Linked DNA regions of Homo sapiens: regions 1 and 2 are each linked to region 3. The links are chromatin loops, found by intact Hi-C in ENCODE. Cell type or tissue: CD14-positive monocyte. All regions are shown on one strand. Region 1 overlaps CD200R1L-AS1 (CD200R1L antisense RNA 1). Region 2 has its middle 29 kb from the start of CD200R1L. Region 3 overlaps CD200R1 (CD200 receptor 1).

Region 1 (2,500 bases), 150 kb after region 3:
GTATTAAATTTGTATTAATTCTTTTTTCCACTGGATGAACTTTATTGTTTCTAGAAGAGATTTATGTGAATTCACGTAATTTCTTTATCCCATTCTCACTGCCATGATTAGATTGAAAGAGTAAAAAGCTACAGCTACTACCCCCATCCTCCCACTGCTATATAAAGATAAAAAAAACTCCACTTTTTTTTTCTGAACCCTCTCATGTGTTCATATAGAGCTGACCTTTGAACAACATGGGGGTTAAGGGTGCTAACTCCCCATGCAGTGGAAAACTTGCATATAACTTTTGACTCCCCCAAAACGTTAACTACTAATAGCCTACTGTTGACCAGAAGCCTTACTGATAACATAAACAGTGATTTATATATAGTTTGTACGTTATATGTATTGTTTACTGTATTCTTACAATAAAGAAAGCTAGAGAAAAGAAAATATTAAGAAAATCATTAGGAAGAGAAAATGTATGTACTATTTATTAAGCGGAAGTAAATCATCATAAAGGTCTTCATCCTTGTTGTCTTCACATTGAGTAGACTGAAGAGGAGGAGGAAGTAGAGAGGTTGGTTTTGCTGTCTCAGGGGACGCAGAAGTGGAAGAAATCCACATATAAGTAGATCTGTGCACTTTCAACTTGCTGTTCCAGGGTCAATGATATACATGCCCAACAAATTAACTGTGGTCCTAAATACAGGGAGACTGGGAGCAATTTTTAGCAGAACACAATTGAGAGCCACTAGATGGTGCTTCAACTTAAGTCTCTTAACATTTCGAAGCAAGCTAAGACCTACTAACCTTAAGCAATGTAATCCTGCATTAAAAAAAATTTTTTTCCATACTTCTCCATTTACAAATTCTTTAGGTCTTCTTGGGTGGTTTTGGAACAATTACAGAAGGAGAATAAAATGGTTTAACTTGAAATTAAGGGGAAAAAAATCTTTTTGGTTCCTAAACTTGAATTGTACTACCCTTTTCATTTAATGTTAGTAAAAAACATTTTGTTTACCAAACAAGATAAAGGGATATTAATAGATTCACTTCGGGGAATGGGGAAATGTGAGGATATTTTAGTGGTTAAACCAAGATTAGTACTTGTTTCTTAAACTAGAGAGTTGAGATCACCCAGTCATAAAATGCAAATAGCTGCTTGCTCATGTTAATAGCAGCAGATGGTTAGAGCTACAGATGAAATTAAGTGGCCTTCTTCACTTCCTAGATCCTCCTCCATATCTCCTCCCCCATCATCTTTTAGAGGCATGTGTGGTATTCTAAAGTTAAAAGGAAGCTACGGATAATTGAGGTCAACTTCCTCATTTTGAAAAAGAGGAAACTGAGACTCTCAGAGTTAAGTGAACATGGAGTGTTACTAAGAAGCCAGCTGGCCTACTTGGCTTGTTGCTGAGAGGAAGGCAGCCACCCTAAGGCCACAGTCAGACATGGCACAACTAGGGGAAGAGGGCTGACCATCTCTTTCTTGGTCCCCATCTTACTAATGAGGACTGAGAGCCCTTCACAAGCTTTCCCTCCTGTCTGATTGGCCAAGACTGTATGACAATTCTTTAGCCAATCCCTGGCAAAGGGACTGAGATTTTGCTTATGTTGATTAGTCCTTTCATGCAGATGGGACTAAGATCAACACCTTTCTTCAGACACACATCTTGTGGGAGAGGAGTGAGTGGGACTTGAACAAAATTGGGGCTTTGTTAAGAAGGAGAAATGAAGTATGTGTGTGAAGCCTTGATGAGGGGGATGATAGTAGTCAAACTTAATTTTAGAAGGCACATAAGAACATTGAAGGTGGACGCAGGCAGGGAAGAAAGGCATGCTGGGAAGAGAGGACAGCATGGATGAAGGCAAAGTAGTGTAACAGGGTGTGTCTCTTTCAGGGCAATGGGGAAATTGTCCATATCATCTCCTCACACAAACTCTACATTTCATGAGGTCATCTGAGGACAGAAGACTGCTATTAAGAATGCCAGGAGAGTTTTGCAGGACAAGCAAATCTTGATCAATTTACAATGTTTTCTGAACAGAATGTCCAAATATTCTGACTGATTCACCCAACATTGATTTTAAGATTAAATAAGGAGCCAAGAACATTGGTTTATACAAAGTAGAGAACCAAAGAGAGGCTGGGGAGAGGCAGTGAGTCTGACAGACGATGTCTCTAATCTCAGAAGGGTGGGACTTGGTTTCTGAGCTGGGTAAAGCTGGCAGAGTAGAGACAATTCTCCTTATTCTGGTTTTTCTTGATAAAACATGAAAATTATTCTTGCTCTTAACCCAGTTGAAGAGAGGGCTTGGGGAATAATCTTTATACATTTCTAAATGTCCTTGTGAAAAGTGTCATAGAAACCCAAAGTCTTATTATCCATCCTACCTGTTTCCAAATGCTCCTCATGCACACATTGGTGTGTTCCTCCCTAGAATGTCTCTTCTCCTTAAGACATGGGGGGCCAACACACAGATAAAACATTTTTAGTTGTGACTTCTTCAGTTT
Region 2 (2,500 bases), 92 kb after region 3:
AACCACAAAAACCCTAGAAGAAAACCTAGGCAATACCATTCAGGACACAGGCATGGGTAAAGACTTTGTGATTAAAACACCAAAAGCAATGGCAACAAAAGCCGCAATTGACAAATGGGATCTAATTCAACTAAAGAGCTTCTGCACAGCAAAAGAAACTATCATCAGAGTGAACAGGCAACCTACAGAATGGGAGAAAAATTTTGCAATCTATTGACCATATGTTAACATACCTGGCTACCAACCCCTACACCCCAGCTCAAAAGCTAAGGAAAACCATGTGGAAAGAACTAAAGAAAACCCAAACACAATCTTACCAAATAGAGAATACCAACAAAGAGATTAAAATGTAAGAAAGAAACTGAGTGGAAATTATGGAGCTGAGAAATATAAAAACTGAAATAAAACATTTACTATAGGGTTTCAACAGGAGATTTGAACAGTAAGAAGAAGAAAAAAAGCTACCTTGAGATAGATCAATGAGATTATCCAGTCTGAAGACCAGAAAGAAAAAAGAATAAAGTAAAATGAATAGAGAGGCTTGTGAAACACTATCAAGTATACTACTATGTATAATGAGAGTCCAAGGAGGAGAGGAGAGGGAGAAAGCAGAAAGAATATTTGAAGAAATAATGGTTGAAAAATCCCTAAATTAGGCCAGGCGTAGTGGCTCACACCTGTAATCTCAGCACTTTGGAAGGCCAAGGCAGGTGGATCACGAGGTCAGGAGTTTGAGACCAGCCTGGCCAGCATGGTGAAATCCCATCTCTACTAAAAATACAAAAAATTAGCTGGGCATGGTGGCACGTGCCTGTAATCCCAGCTACTTGGGGGACTGAGGCAGAATTGCTTGAACCTGGGAGGTGAAGTTTGCAGTGAGCCGAGATTGCGCCACTGCACTCCAGCCTGGGTGACAGAGCAAGAGTCCATCTCAAAAACAGCAAAGAAAAAAAAAAAAAAGAAAAATCCCTAAGTTGGACGAAAGGCATTAATCTACACACCCAAGAGTTGAATGAACTTCAAGTAGGATAAACTCAAAGAGATCCACACATTACAATCAAACTGTCAAAAGACAAAGCCAAAGAAAATTTTGAGAGCAGCAAGAAGTGACTCATCATATACATGGGCTCCTTAATAAGAGTATTGGCCAATTACTCGTCAGAAGCCTTAGAGCCCAGAAGGTAGTGGGATGACATATTTAGAGTGCTGAAAAAAATTGTAAACAATAATCTCCAATCTGACAAAAGTATCCTTCAAAAAGGAAGAAGAAATCAAGACATTTCCAAATAAACAAAAGCTGAGGGAGTTTATTCTCTGTAGACCTGCCCTATAAGATATGTTGAAGGAAATCCTTTAGACTGAAATAAAAGAACACTAGACAGTAACTCATAGCCATATGAAGAAACAAGGAATGCCAGTAAAGGTAGCTACATAGGTAAATATAAAAGCCAGTATTATTTTATTTTGATTTGTAATTTTTCCCTATATGATTTAAAAGACACATTCATAAGACAACAACTATGAATCTGTGTTAAATAGGCACACATATTTAAAGATGTAATTTGTGACAATAGCAATTAAAGAGAAAAGCACCAAAGGCTCAAATCGTAGAAGGGTAGAGTTTCTTTTTAACTAGGTGGTTATAAATTTATAGATTGAATTATAATCTCTAATATAACCACAAAGAAGATAACCAAAATATATACAAAACAGAAATGAGACAGAAACCAAACGTTATACTAGAAAAATCAAATAAAAAAGAAGGCACTAATAAGGAACTGAGGAACAGAAAGATGAATGACATAGAGAAAACAAATGGTAAAATGTTTAGTCCTTCTTTATTGTGTTATATGGAAATGGATTAAACTTTCAATTAAAAGGCAAAGATTAGCAGAAAGGGGGAAACAAACATGATTCATCAATATACTGCCTATGAGAGACTAACTTTAGATCTAAAGACACATAGGTTGAAAGTAAAAGGATGGGAAGTGATATTCATGTAAATAGAAACCAAAAGAGCACAAGGTTGGCTACACCAATATCAGACAAAATAAACTTTAAGTAAAAATTATTATAAAATACAAAAGTGCATTACATATTGATAAAGAGTCAATCTGGAGGATACAACAGATGATATAATGATAATATACACAACTAACTACAGAGCATCAAAATATATGAAGCAAAAATTGCCAGAAATGAAAGTAGAAATCAACAGTTCTACGGTAATAGTTAGAGACTTCAATGTCCCACTTTCTTTTTTTCTTTTTTTTTCTTTTTGAGATGGAATCTCATTCTGTCGCCCAGGCTGGAGTGCAGTGGTGCAATCTCGGCTGACTGTAACCTTCGCCTCCCCAGTTTAAGTGATTCTCCTGCTTCAGCTGCCCGAGTAGCTGGGATTACAGGCATGTGCCACCATACCTGGCTGATTTTTGTATTTTTGGTAGAGTTGGGGTTTTCACTATGGACTCGATCTCCTGACTTCAGGTGATCCGCCCGC
Region 3 (2,500 bases):
TATATATTTCTTTATGTCACTAAGCATAGCTGAATGTTGCTGTAAGACTCTTGTCTGAGAATGCGAGTGTCTGGGTCAACTTGAAGTTGTTAGTCTCCCTTAATGTATTTTCTCCTAAGCATAGGCCACATTTTCTTGGTTCTTTGTAAATTAAATAGTTTTATTTGGGTTTTGAATGTTGCACAGATTCTGTTATATTGCTGTGTTGATATTTTACTTGGTTGGACCCAAACTGCAAACTCTACCCCTTGGACAGCATCTCAAATCTGAGTTCTTTTACTGGTAGCTAATCTGCTTTGACTGTGACCTGCAATGTGTGGTTTAGAGTCATCAGAGATATGGGTAGAGTGTATGCAGAATTTGGAACTCTTTTACTCTGACTCTGTCACTTTTCAGAGAGTAAAGTTGCCCTAAAATCTGCCTGCTGGTTCTTCAGAAAACTGTGGGCTTTCCATTAGAGTAGCTGCCTAATGTGGTATCATCTGCAGCCCTCTCTGGGACTAACATCGGTAAAAATGGGGAAATAATGGGAACCTACACCCACAACTCTGATCCCCTATTTCCTTCTTCCAAGCATTGACACCCTTCAAGAATTTTTCTGCTTCCTCCACTTTCCAGTAACCTCAGGTAGTTGTTTTTATATTTTGTCCACAATTTATAGTTCTTACCTGTGGAAACTCACTGGCCCATAAAGAAGTGAAACTTTCTTCAAATATACATATTTTAAAATATTATTGTATTTTTACAACTAATATTGACTTAGTGGTTATATTGTCTTGGATGTTAAGATTGAATATATTATTATGCTTTTTTGCTTTCTAAATGTTACCCATGCATTGAATGTTTTGGTACATTTCACTTTTCTCAGTAAAATTTCGTTCTTCTTTCCCATAATTTCTAGTAAAATTTCTAGACACTAATTTAGATACCAATAGATACCAATTTCTAAATACAAATATAACTCTGTGTTGGGTCTAAAGATCAGTTATGTAATTCTAACCACTAGCTGTTTCATCTTTAGAAATTGCTTAACTTCTTTTGACAGTAATTTCCTCATTTGTGAAATGAAGATGTATGACACTATTAAGAAGTATAAAGCCTTCACAAAGGAAGTACTTTAGGAACCTTCAAATTAAAAATCTTTCATTTTATACATGGGGCAAATAAAGCCCAAGTGTGTATGTGGGATTGCTAATCATATCAAACAGCTTTCTGGGGTGTGAGCTGAGTTTTGAACACCTTCATAGTACAAAAATTAGAGGGGAAAGGGATGGGGCAAGTGTGTGGGAGAAAAATCTATGTCTTTTAGATGTGATACACTTGAAATGACAGCAAGTATTCAAGTGGGGACAAATTTCAGCTAAATGTTTGAGATTCTTGCTTAGGAAAAATAAGTCAAAGCAAAAATGTGGGTGGGTTATTCTGTCAGCCAGTAATTTAGAGTGTCTGTCATGTATCAGTCACTGTGCTTCATGCTGTGGACATTTGATCAAGACAGACATAGGTCCTGCTCTCATGGAATTTAAATCTGGTGGGAAAGATAGATATTAAATCAATTACTGCAAATAATTAAACAATGCGCAAGTGCATAAGGATAAATATAGGGTGACATAGAAATGTGTAACTGGTGAGTCTAATCTGGTTTGAGGATCAAGTTAGGCTCCTCCAAGGAAGTGATGTTTAAGATGAAGATGAACAGAAACAGCGAGGTAAGAAGAGTTGAGGGATAAACATTCCAGGCAGGTCAAACAGGCTTAATGAAGGACAGAGGGAGCTAAACTATGACTGGAGTGGTGAAAACAAGAGGAAATCACCTGTATAGAGATCTAGTTGAAGTTCAAGGGGTTAAGGAGCAAGAGGAGAGAAAGTGTAAAGAGAAAAAGCAGCTGAGACTTTGGTGAATACTGACATTACGATGCCCAAGGAGAAAGATAGCTTGTAGAAAATATATGAGAGGAGGCAGTGAAGATAGGGAAAGAGACAGAGAAGGGAATGCATGGGTGTAGTGGGAAGGCTAGGAAAGGGGTTTTAGAAGGAGAAGAAAGTGGTTAATTGTGTTAAAATCCATCAACAACTTAGGAACACCAGCACTGAAAAGAGGCCAAAAGCTTGACTATAAAAGGGCTGGTGACCTTGAAAATTGCAGTTTGAGTAGATAGACGTGGGAGCAGCGAGATTGCTGGTATTGAGGAGGGAGTGAGTGGGAAGGAAATTGAGGCTGTGGGCACAGACCACTCATTCAAGAAGTTAGGCAGCAAAGAAAGGAGAAGGGATCCTAGCTAGAAGGGGAAGTAAGCATCTAATAAAGTTTTTTTTTTTCTACCAACATAGGGGAAACCTGAATGTGTTCAAAGGATATTATTTGAGAAAATTCAGTGATTTGGAAGAAATATTTTTCCAACCAGTATGTGTTTATGTAGTTTTAAGGTGTTCAGTAATTTCTTTTCTTTTTCTCTGCCATTTTGTTACCTTACCATGAATGCTACCTTTTCCTAAAGGT

The links. Hi-C counts contacts between places; a loop is a spot of excess contacts. Peaks named below come from ENCODE experiments on the same cell type or tissue, not always from the same donor. Only the 100,000 strongest peaks of a DNase experiment are listed, where the experiment ranks them.
Region 1: it touches region 3 in a loop (4-fold over the local background); 19 of 110 quality-filtered maps call a loop at or near these places.
Region 2: it touches region 3 in a loop (2.3-fold over the local background); 3 of 110 quality-filtered maps call a loop at or near these places.

The regions. Positions count from the first base shown.
Region 1 is chr3:112,812,700-112,815,199 of GRCh38, reverse strand. It overlaps CD200R1L-AS1 (CD200R1L antisense RNA 1), which reads right to left. Exons shown (of 3, transcript NR_149027.1): 2 at 473-537. Among named protein-coding and RNA genes, the nearest start is that of CD200R1L-AS1, 11 kb to the right of the region's middle. In CD14-positive monocyte, no CTCF peak of the experiment used is centred here; DNase peaks (open chromatin) are centred at 589 and 1,339; H3K4me3 peaks cover 1,786 bases; H3K27ac peaks cover 2,328 bases.
Region 2 is chr3:112,874,400-112,876,899 of GRCh38, reverse strand. No RefSeq gene overlaps it. Among named protein-coding and RNA genes, the nearest start is that of CD200R1L, 29 kb to the right of the region's middle. In CD14-positive monocyte, no CTCF peak of the experiment used is centred here; a DNase peak (open chromatin) is centred at 1,139; H3K4me3 peaks cover 28 bases; H3K27ac peaks cover 169 bases.
Region 3 is chr3:112,966,576-112,969,075 of GRCh38, reverse strand. The region is part of intron 1 of CD200R1 (CD200 receptor 1); the gene reads left to right. Among named protein-coding and RNA genes, the nearest start is that of CD200R1, 7.3 kb to the left of the region's middle. In CD14-positive monocyte, no CTCF peak of the experiment used is centred here; DNase peaks (open chromatin) are centred at 1,035 and 2,235; H3K4me3 peaks cover 2,307 bases; H3K27ac peaks cover 2,301 bases.